Regions from separate parts of the Homo sapiens genome. Here region 1 is linked to region 2. The links are chromatin contacts, found by Hi-C or POLR2A ChIA-PET in ENCODE. All regions are on one chromosome and are shown on one strand. Each heading gives the region's core, a stretch centred on a gene start or an enhancer-like site at or near the end of the contact. The rest is flanking DNA. Distances are from core to core; before and after follow the strand shown. Region 1 overlaps SGMS1 (sphingomyelin synthase 1). Region 2 holds the start of TMEM273 (transmembrane protein 273).

Region 1 (5,245 bases), core at 998-3,497, 1.1 Mb before region 2:
TCTGGGATGTACAACTAAAATTGTTTAATGTCTTTGACTCATTAAATGGCATAAAAGTTTTAAATTCTCATTCTAATATCATTCTGATTTTCTGAAGATCTTCCTTTGATGACAGCAAAAATACTCACTAAATGTTTAACCACAGATACTGAGTGGGTTCTGGCCAATCAGCGTGGGCTCCACTTGTATGTCCGACAGTTGAACGTCAACTCAAGTTTAAGGCCTCATGAAGCCTAATTAATAGCAATATAAACCAGTTTAAGCACTTTTGGCCAGTTAATATATTTTTTAAAAAGCACCACACAACGTTATTCTCAAAATCTTTGTCTTAATCTGGTATTAGCCATAGTTACAACATTCTGGTTTCAAGTTCTCAAGTAGTTTTTGGGGTTTGTTTTTATTGAGTCATTGAAAAATTACAGTAAATGAACCTACAGAATTTCTTGACTGAGAATCTGCCCTGTTTTTCCCTTTTTCTAGGTCTATTATTAGCAGAAGATTTTTCTGCATAGTTGGCACGCTGTACCTGTATCGGTGTATTACAATGTATGTAACTACACTCCCAGTACCTGGTATGCATTTCAACTGTTCTCCGAAGGTAAACTATTCCTCGCTGTAATTTCGCTTTCTGTTTGTTTCTTGTCTTGCCCTGGGGTCCTTTGAGTGAGGTTGCAGGAAAACGTTTCTTCAGAATACAGTGGAGTCACTCCTCTATCTGAGAATGTTACTAAATGATATGGCCAGGCAGCCCCACCCTTCCCAGAATCTCTAAGCCCTGCCAGTGCCTCCCAACTGGGGAAATGTGTGTTGGAAGCAGTTAAGCTTTGTGTAGTTCTTTGGTTTCCTGCCAAATTGTTAAAATATCATTCATTTCTTTGACACGCATCCAGAAGCTTTTATATGCTTCCTCTCCCTCGGAGGGAGAGCTCGATTTCAAGTGACATTTTTTCCATTTTCCTTCTTTCTATTAATCCCTACAGCAGAGCCAGGAAGAGAAAGTATTCCTATTTCCTTGCAGTCCTCAACCAAGCCAAATAAGATCACTGTTCTCTGGGGTAATATATTGCCTTATTGATTTTCTCTAGTAACAAAGAAGTCTTTTTAAAAATAAACTTTATTCCTCTCTTATTGTCTCTACCTTTCCATCAGATTCAAATGACACTCTTCACCTCCTAACCTTTACCTTGGAAGAATTTTTAACTAGGGTGATCGTTGGAACTCTGTGAAATAATTAGCAGATTTTATTGTTAAAATATTTATGTACATTAAAGCTCTTTAATGAATTTTTAAAAGAGGCTAATTTCTCTCCTTGATTTTTGGTGGGAGAAAATATAGTATACTCTGATGTATTTGAGATCATTTCTTTGCATTATACCTGTGTGGGTGAAACAGCCAAACACTTTCAGTCTCATTGCTTTGTACTTTTGTTCCTCCAGAAGAGATGTTCTCTTTGATAGAATCTTTGGAAAGAGAGCTGAAAAATTCACTCTGGATTTTTAATTTGATCATATGAAATTTTGGATCTCTTTAATTTGTATGTCTCCTGTGGCTCTTTTCTTTGCTAAACTTACATATGTGCCTACAGAGATAGCTCATTTCTTACTTAACTTTTTGCTTTTTTTAATTTTTTAATTTTTTTAATTTTTTTTATTTTTTGCTACACACTACTTCCTTACCTCTGGAAGAGCTGTCATACAAAAGCAATGTTCTCAACATTCCACTCTTCTCTATCAGCCATCCTGCCTCCCTGCACTCTCCTTCTTGCAGTTTCTTTCGCCCTTCCAAAGAAGCCAGCTTCACATCGTTTTTATTGTCTGTAAAAGCTCTCAAGCACTCACCTGTAGCTCCTGGGTTATAGGGAATATCTTGTTGTCATTGAAAATCCAAGGATATGGACTCTTGCTGGGAGCCTGGCTTGATAAGCAGCATGTTCTCAGCAGTAAACTGACAGTTTAGGATATTCACCTAAGTTTAATTCAGCTCCTTAAAAAAGTCTGTGCATTGGGAAATTTTGCTACCAAGGGGTAGGTAGATGTAGGTTCTGGCCAAGCACATGTTGAAGATGGATCCAGTATTGAGGGGCCGTACCATGTAGCCTTTCTCCCTACTCTGGTTCTAAACTTGTTTCTTCTTGAGGACTACTGTAGCTCCGCCAGTTGCTGGCAAGCCCATACTTGGTGAGCCATTGGTTCTTACATAGTCAGCTTGAGTCATCAACATATCTAACCAAAATTCTTTGCCTAAGAATAGCTTGTGGGTTTTCTTCGTAAACACAGAAGTAGCAGCAGGAACTGTTCACAAAAGCCAAACTCAAACGTGTTGCTCATTTATTGTGTTGCCAGAAATCCCAACTAGGGCCCTCATTCTATGAGGATCTTCTGGAAACTAGAATCTTAAACAGTAGGAGGTGAAATATTAGCACACCTTAGAAAAAAATACTAGTTAAAACTCATTAAATCTAATTACTACAAAATCTAATTTTGTAGAATAAGACTCTTGGAAGAAAGGATTTAGAATACACTTTTTTATTCTGAAAACTTTCACATGTATCCCAACTGCTATAAGGAACTCCCATAAACCCAACACTCAGATTCAATAATTATCAAGATTTGCAACATTTGTTTCCTTTCTTTTTTCTTTTTGAAGTATTTAAAACAACTCCCAGGTAACGTCATTTCACCTCCACATACTTTAGTACGCATCTAAAAACTGTGAACATTTTAGTACAAAACCATAATGCTATTGGTGTTCAACAAAATTAATAGTAATTCTGTGATATCAGCAATTACAAGTTGATGCGATATCCTGATTGTCTTAAAATGCTTTTCCTTTTTTTACAGTTGGTTTGTATAAATTAGGGTCCAAAATCTTTATATTACATTTACTTGTTCTGTCTTTTAAGTCTATAATTCTAAAGCAGTCCTTTCTTCCTTTCACCCCTCTACCAGTAGCCTGTAGACATTAGATTAATAGTCCTACAGAATATCCCACTTTCTGGATTTATCCATTTGTTTCTTTGTGGTGTCAAGTGACTTGTGTCGCTCTATGTTTCCTCTGAATAGAAAGTTGGCTCTGCAGACTTAATTAGATTCAATTTTAGCTTGTTAACAGAATATTTGCCAGGTGGAATAGAAAGACTTCTGAAGCTAGGCACAAGAGTTGGGAAAGGCTTCGAAGGCTTGGTGCTGCCTCTTGGATGGCAGATCAAGCTTAAGAAATTCAGTGGTCAGGCAAGGGCTAGAATCCTCCACTGAGAACGAGTATCTGAAGACAGAAAAGGGTGACACTGGAGAGAAGCCTCAGAGGACAGCTTTGCCTACTTTAGAATCATACCTAGGGCTAAGGGAATCAGAAGTGAGAGGAACCTTATTAAAAGTCACTCAGGCCAAAGTTCTATTTGATGTCTGAACATCATCGCCACTGAATCTTCCATCTCTCTCTGAACCATTGTACAGAGAGGGAACTTAATTGCCCCTGTAAAAATACAAACTTACCTAATAGTAAAAAGAACACTAAAGTTAAGGTTAAGACAGTCTTACACAACCACTTACTAGCATTGGGCAAGTCATTTAACTTTTCAGAGCCTCAGTTCCCTCCCTAAATGGCAAAGCAGAGCTAATGATGCTTTTTGAAATCTGTCTTAAGGAGTTATAGGTGTGGAAGGAGACAGTTTCTAGGGGCTCTGTGGGTGTAACGCACTATACAGAAGTAAGAAGAGGACTTAGTATTGTCATCATGCTTCAACCCCTAGACTCTTATTTATCCAGTGAGAACTGATTTAACAAACATACATTAGGGACCTACTGTGCTTTGGGTGCTAGAGTATGAGGCATGAGGAAGGTAGATATAGTTCCTACCTTTGTGGAAAACACCTTAAAATCTGTTAGTTTAAATTTGTAACTTATGTAATAAATGTGTAAAATGCTGTGATAAGGGCCTCAAGCTAAGCTACTGGCCCTAAGGATGGATGGAGAGGAAGAAACAGACTTGAGCAATATTTAAGAGACCAAATTGATACAACTTGATAATAGATTTCATGCAGGGAATGAGAATAGGGAAAGATTCCAAGGGCTGGATTTTACACTGGTATAATGACATGGTATAGAGGAAATGAGAGTTAATGAGTTGGATTAAACACAGAGTTTAAAGTATCTGTGAGATATCTAAGTGGTGATGTCCAAGATAGTTAGCAATATAGTCTAAAGCTGAGGGAAACATCAGGCTGGAAAATAAATATTTGTGAATCATCATATTCTGGATGGTGGTTAAAGCTGTGGATATGGATGAAAAGGCCCAGAAACAAGTTACAGAAAGCACAGTGCTTCCAGAATTGGATATTCTATTATTTGAGATACCAATTAAGGCCTGTCACTTGGTGGATACTCTGACAGTTACTCAATATCACTAAACTGTAAGGGAGGAGAGTTGAGCTTTAGAATATGACTTCCTGCTTAATACAGTCATGTGAACTTAAACTTGGTTTCACTATGCCATTAAAATGCTGTAATTAGTGTACTTAATGCTTCCCTTAATGCCAGTACTCAAAATGTGCAGCTCCTAAGAAAAATGTTTCAACAAGTATACAGTAGTGATTATAAAAATTGGTCTTATTGTTCATTCACTCGATGGCAGTATACTCTTCACAAAATATAATCGCTCAGAGAAATAATAATCCTATGAGATGATCAGGCTGTGAGGAAAAGTAGGCTTCCCATAAATGTTTCTGCAGCAATAATAAGCCACTGGGAAAAGGAAGTGAAAAGGGAAGTGGATGTGTTCAGTTTCTAGATTGCAAATTTCTGGCATATCCCATGGTGGTATACATGTGCATGGCTTACACTGGAGGCTGCCAAATTTTTGATACCTTGATTAGCCCATGTTACTCTCATCATAGCTCCAAAGACCGTGTGTTCCATCCTGAAAACAACCTCTTCTCATCTTTTTTTTTTTTTTTTTTTTTTTTTGAGACGGAGTCTCGCTCTGTCGCCCAGGCCGGACTGCGGACTGCAGTGGCGCAATCTCGGCTCACTGCAAGCTCCGCTTCCCGGGTTCACGCCATTCTCCTGCCTCAGCCTCCCGAGTAGCTGGGACTACAGGCGCCCGCCACCGCGCCCGGCTAATTTTTTGTATTTTTAGTAGAGACGGGGTTTCACCTTGTTAGCCAGGATGGTCTCGATCTCCTGACCTCATGATCCACCCGCCTCGGCCTCCCAAAGTGCTGGGATTACAGGCGTGAGCCACCGCG
Region 2 (5,215 bases), core at 2,348-4,847:
GATATTTTCTTTGTGGCAAGATTTTTAACTATTTGATTCAATCTTTTGAAAGGCATCAGGACCTTTCTGTCTTGCTGTTTTTGTCTAGCACATTTCAGTAAGTTACACTTTCCTGAGATTGTGTCCATTTCATCAAAGTTTTCAAATTCATTGGCATAAGATTGCAAATAATGCCATTATTGCTACCTTTTTGGACTTATTTATTCTTAATATTATTTATTTTTGTCTTCTCTCTTTTTAAATCCATTCTGTGAGGAATTTTTCATATTATTAGTTTTTTCAGAAAAAACTTTTAAGATGTGTTTATCCTCCCCATTGTATCTTTGCTTGCTTCTGGTTCATTCATTTTTGCTCTCATATTTATTGCTTCCTTTCTTCTGCCTTTTTTCTGGGCTTATAATTTTTTCAAACTTCTCTGACTGGTTGCTTATCTCATTCCTTTTTCAGTTCTTCTTTTCTAAGTATTTACATCTATGCATTTCCTTTTAATTATTACCCGGCTTGCATTCTGCAAAATCACATGTGCAACATTTTCATTATCATTCAGTTCCAGCTATTTGTAATTTTCACTGTAATTTTTTCTTTGATCTATGAGTTACTTAGAAATGTTTTAAAATTTCCAAACCAATGGAAATTTCTATCATGTATTTTTGTTACTGTCGTTTAATTCAATTACCTTGTGGTAAGAAAATATGGTCTATATGTCACCTTTTCTTTGAAATTTTTGAGACTTGTATTATGGCCCAGTGTGAGACCGTTTTGGGGTATAAATGTTGCATGCATGCTGAATTGAATGGCTATTTTCTAATTGTTGGGTGCACAGTTCTATGTAAGGCCAATAAACAAATCTGCGTGCTGAATCCTCCCTATCTTTAAATTTGTAAAAATCTGATGCGTAATGATGGTGTTTGGCAGTTTTTTGTGACTTGCACTAAAGGCGTTCACATGAGACATGAATTCTACGAGCTCCCTGGCTGGTCCTGAGGGTGCAGTGCTAAGGACAGAAGAGTCCCAGGCTTGGTGGCCTTGGAAGAGGCCCCACATCCGAGTGAGGGGCAGGATGTCAGAGCTGCCGGAGTGGGGCTCATTCTTTTCTGCTTGTCAGTGCAGTGACCTTCCTCACCTAGATGACCTGGAAAATATTCCTGCCAGGTGGGCTGGAGGCTAGGCCGGCTGAGCATGAGATAAGAAAGTGAAACGACTTCTTTTTTTTTTTTTTTTTTGAGACAGAGTTTCACTCTTGTCGCCCAGGCTGGAGTGCAGTGGCGCAATCTCGGCTCACTGCAACCTCTGCCTCCCGGGTTCAGGCGATTCTCCTGCCTCAGCCTCCCAAATAGATGGGGTGAATTGAATTCTTCATTCAACAAACACCGCTAGGAGCCTGCACTGTGTCAGGTGCTAGGCCAGGTGCCCTGGGCCCTGCCCTCACAAGCTCCTGGGCCAGTGTGAGCCAGTGCCAGGAGCAGCCTCACGGTCAGAACTGGGCGTTCATTACAGGGGTACAGGGTGGGGCATCCGCTCTTCTGGGTGCATTGTGCCACGCCAACAAGACACACACCATCTTGCCAAGGTGCCGTGGCTGGGTGCCAGGGCATCTCGTGAGATTCTAGTTTACGGGGCGTTTTGAGCCTCTGCCTGTCTAAGCAGGGAGCAGACTGCATTTTCCAGACTCGGAGGCTACGGCAGAGTGAAAGCAGAAGTAGCTGCAGATGCTTCCCCTCCTGGGAGTATGTAGGACAGGTCGAGCTCCCAAGGATGTTTGGAGAGGTGTTTGGGAGCAGAAGTTCATGCTGGTGTTTAGGTTGACTCATCCCATGCGAAAGTATTTTGAAATCAGTTGCCGACATTTGAAACTTATTGATTTCATATAAAAACAGAACTGCCTGGTGTGGCTGGAAGCCCTGGGCCTGGCCTGAATGTAGCTCCACCGTCCCCAGCCACTGTCTACAGATTGTCAGGTCTGCACTGGCATTTTCTTTCAATACACTTAGAGGAAAGTGAAATATTTTTCTTACACATGTTCCCATGAACTGGGGCAAAATTAAGAAAACTCCACATATTCCAGGAGAAATAAGAGAGTATGTTTCTTGGTGCAGGTAGAAACTGATCTTAATTTCATCAAATGAATAAAGTGTGGACAGATGGAACTTGAAGGCACCCAGATGAAGCCAATTGCTTCTCTCATGACCAGCCTTCTCCTCTCATGTCCATTATTTATGTGAAACTCAGAAGGAGCCACAGCAGCCATGCAGAAGAACCCAGGGGGCATCTGTGGCACCAGGGCAATCGGACTGCCTCTGGCTGGACCTTGGCAGGGGATGGTACCTGTACACAGAGGGCACATGCAGCCTGAGGGGCATAGGCTGCCAGCCAAAGGCCTGGGTTTCGAGTCCAGCTCTCACATTTACTGCTGCGTGGACTTGGACAGGTTGCATGCTAAGATGGCATTGGGCTCAGTAGCAAGTGCTCACGGTGTTGGCTGCTACCGTTAGGGATTTGACTGAGGGAGCCCAAGAATGAAAAGAGCTCGATTTCTGCCAGCTCAGTTGGGTGGGGGACTCAAGACTTGTCATTAAGTTGATTTATATTTTAAAAAGTGACATTTCCTGCACATTTGGGTTTTTGGCTGAACATCTAAGCATTGTGACAACGTGCAGGTATAAAGGAGTACAGGAGCATAAGGCCTTCAGCCTGCTGGCTGAGCCTGTGTGACTACCAAAGTTCCTCCAGGCTAAGGACCTGGACATGGGGCCTGTAAACTTGGATGGGAAAAAAATTACATCTCTGTTCTCTAACCTCTAAGGAACACTTAGCATCTTCTTCTAATAGTAGTGTGGCAAACGAACCACAGAAACATTACCACCCAGTAACTTTATTTCTGGTAGGAATCACAGGTCTTTCCATCCACATTCCAGCTGTTACAGGTATCTCTCAATATCGATTCCATTTATCACCATGTCGAGATGGTGGTAGCTGTTTCATCTGCTGCCAGATCTTGCTATTTACTGTGTGGATAAATAAGCATGTATATTTCTACTTCACAAGTTTAACAAAATATTTTGATAACTGTGTGTTAATACTACTGATTTCTACTATGATCCTTATCTATTTTAGTTTGGGGATTTAAAAATCTTATTCTGAGAAGAGAGTGATAGGCATTCCTAGACTCAGAGGCTCCCATGGCACAAAAACAGTGACCGAGCTGGACTATTGGCTGGAGGGGCATTTCCTATTTCTGCTCCAAGGCAGAGGCTACTGCAAGGGCTGGACTGCAGGGCAGACCGGCTTTGCCCACATTCCTCTCTGAGACTTACTAGCATGGGTCATTAGGCAAGAAACCGCACCTTACCGAGCTTTGTTCCCACACTCTGTGGGGAAGATTATAGGAGAGAACACTGGGTATAATACCCCAGCATGTACAATGGGTCTAATCACAGCCAGCTTCTGGTGGAGTCCAGAATGACAGGGGCTTCCTTCAGCCCTGTCTTCAGAGAGGCTGAGAGGAACTGAACAGCCTCCTGGCTGTGACAGTGGTTTCCTTCCCCATCAGTCACGTGGGTCTTGTCCTGTCCCCAGAGCCTTGGGTCACATGGCTCATTGTGCCTGCGCTGCCAGCAGCCAGGAGCCAGGAGCCAAGAGCAGAGCGCCAGCATGAACTTGGGGGTCAGCATGCTGAGGATCCTCTTCCTCCTGGGTAAGTGGGGACTGCGGGGGTCTCTGGCCCGGGGGAGCCTCAGTGGGCAGGAAACTGGGGGAGCCTTAGCCCACTGGGGCTTGATCCCTAAAACATAACTCTGTCCCTTTACACAGATGATGTTTCTCACTTTGATCTGGTAGTGAGCAATGATCTTGTTTGTCTCATTCCAGCTGCAACTTACAAATGCTTCTGGGCTAAAGGAGAATAGGAAGGGTCATGGCAGAAGGAGCTTCGGGCTTGGGATCTAGAAACATCTGGGTGTAAACTGTGGCTCCATTGCTGATAAACTAGAATAAGCTTCTGAAACTCCCTAACTTTCTGAACCAATGAGATGGGAGATAATCATGTTTACTTTTTGGGATTTCAAGAGAGTTAAGTTAAATTTAATTAAGTCAAATCAAAATACTGACATAGAATGAGAACATGTAGGCATGTAGATACTGGTATACATTTAATGTTGAATCAGAATTCTCATGCAGTGAAGCAGACTCTTTGCTACTCAGAGGTATCTTTGTTTTTAAAAATTATCTTTAATGCATTCCTTGAAAGAAGGAAGAAAGGAGAGAGGCAAAGACTAAAACAAAGTAGGGCCAAATGGAGGAGAGAAATATAAAGTCAGAGAAGTAGACAGAGAGGAAGAAACTCAAAGAGAGAGAGAGAGAGACAGACAGAGACATAGAGAGATGGTTAGAAATATGCATAGATGGAGACAGAGATGGAGAGAGACACATGCCTTTACGAAGTCCCCTCTGATATCAACTGTTGTTTCCTAAAAAGGCAGCATACGTCCCTCATATATACAAAGACGTTCCTTCCCAGAACTTGCACTGGGCCGAGACTCAATGGGAAGCAGTCTGTCTCCAGATTAAATCTTGTGTCTCCAGACCAATAGGTTGTATCCTGAATGCGGGCAAAGTTAGTGCTGTGGGCAGGTTTCCATCTAAAGTCTGCACTAAGCAGGGGAGAGCAAAGACTTTGGCCTTGGGAGTCAGCATGTCAGACAGACAGCCAGCCACATCATCCATCAGTTTACACATGGAAACGGGCCGTTGGCAGTGACTGTGAAGGGATGTCAGGCACCAGCAAGCAGCGATTAAGGGTGTGCACGGTGGTTAGATGCAGTGTGCCTGCCCAGAGACGTGGTGGAAGGTAAGAGAAGTTGTAACCCTTATTTCTGCTTTTGACTTACCTAGATAAACAAACTAGTCTGTCCTGGTACAAAAAAAGGAAGTTAAATTTAAGAAATCCAATGAAAAATGTGCAAATTATATAAACAGGCAATTCATTGAAGAATCACAGACAATAAAACTTTAAAATGTCCAGTCTCACAAATAATAAAAGATCTAACACCTCCTCGCATTTTTTAGTGTGTCGATGTGCTGGGTGCTCTGCTGAAGATGTTACATGAGCTCATTTGGTTCCCACAGCAACTCTGTGCAATAGGTGCCACAATTACCTGCATGTTATAGATAAGGTTTTAATCACTGGGCCAAGGCATCACAGCTCGTTTCTGCTTTC

What was found. Hi-C counts contacts between places; a loop is a spot of excess contacts on that map. ChIA-PET counts read pairs that join two places held with the same protein, here RNA polymerase II (POLR2A).
Region 1: a map of K562 shows a loop between it and region 2 (5-fold over the local background). The contact joins the enhancer-like site here to the promoter of TMEM273 in region 2. A Hi-C loop is called at or near these places in 1 of 168 maps with a recorded cell type or tissue (K562). POLR2A ChIA-PET finds 5 or more read pairs at or near these places in 1 of 52 experiments (activated T-cell).

The regions. Positions count from the first base shown.
Region 1 is chr10:50,322,558-50,327,802 of GRCh38, reverse strand. It overlaps SGMS1 (sphingomyelin synthase 1), which reads left to right. Exons shown (of 11, transcript NM_147156.4): 8 at 481-598. Among named protein-coding and RNA genes, the nearest start is that of ASAH2, 74 kb to the right of the region's middle. Within about 2 kb of position 2,247, at least 16 of the 41 ENCODE cell types and tissues checked have a DNase peak (open chromatin) inside an H3K27ac peak, as active enhancers do.
Region 2 is chr10:49,186,773-49,191,987 of GRCh38, reverse strand. TMEM273 (transmembrane protein 273) reads left to right here and starts at 3,597. Exons shown (of 7, transcript NM_001288740.3): 1 at 3,597-3,694. The coding sequence starts at 3,652. RefSeq lists enhancers at 929-1,148, 1,609-1,768.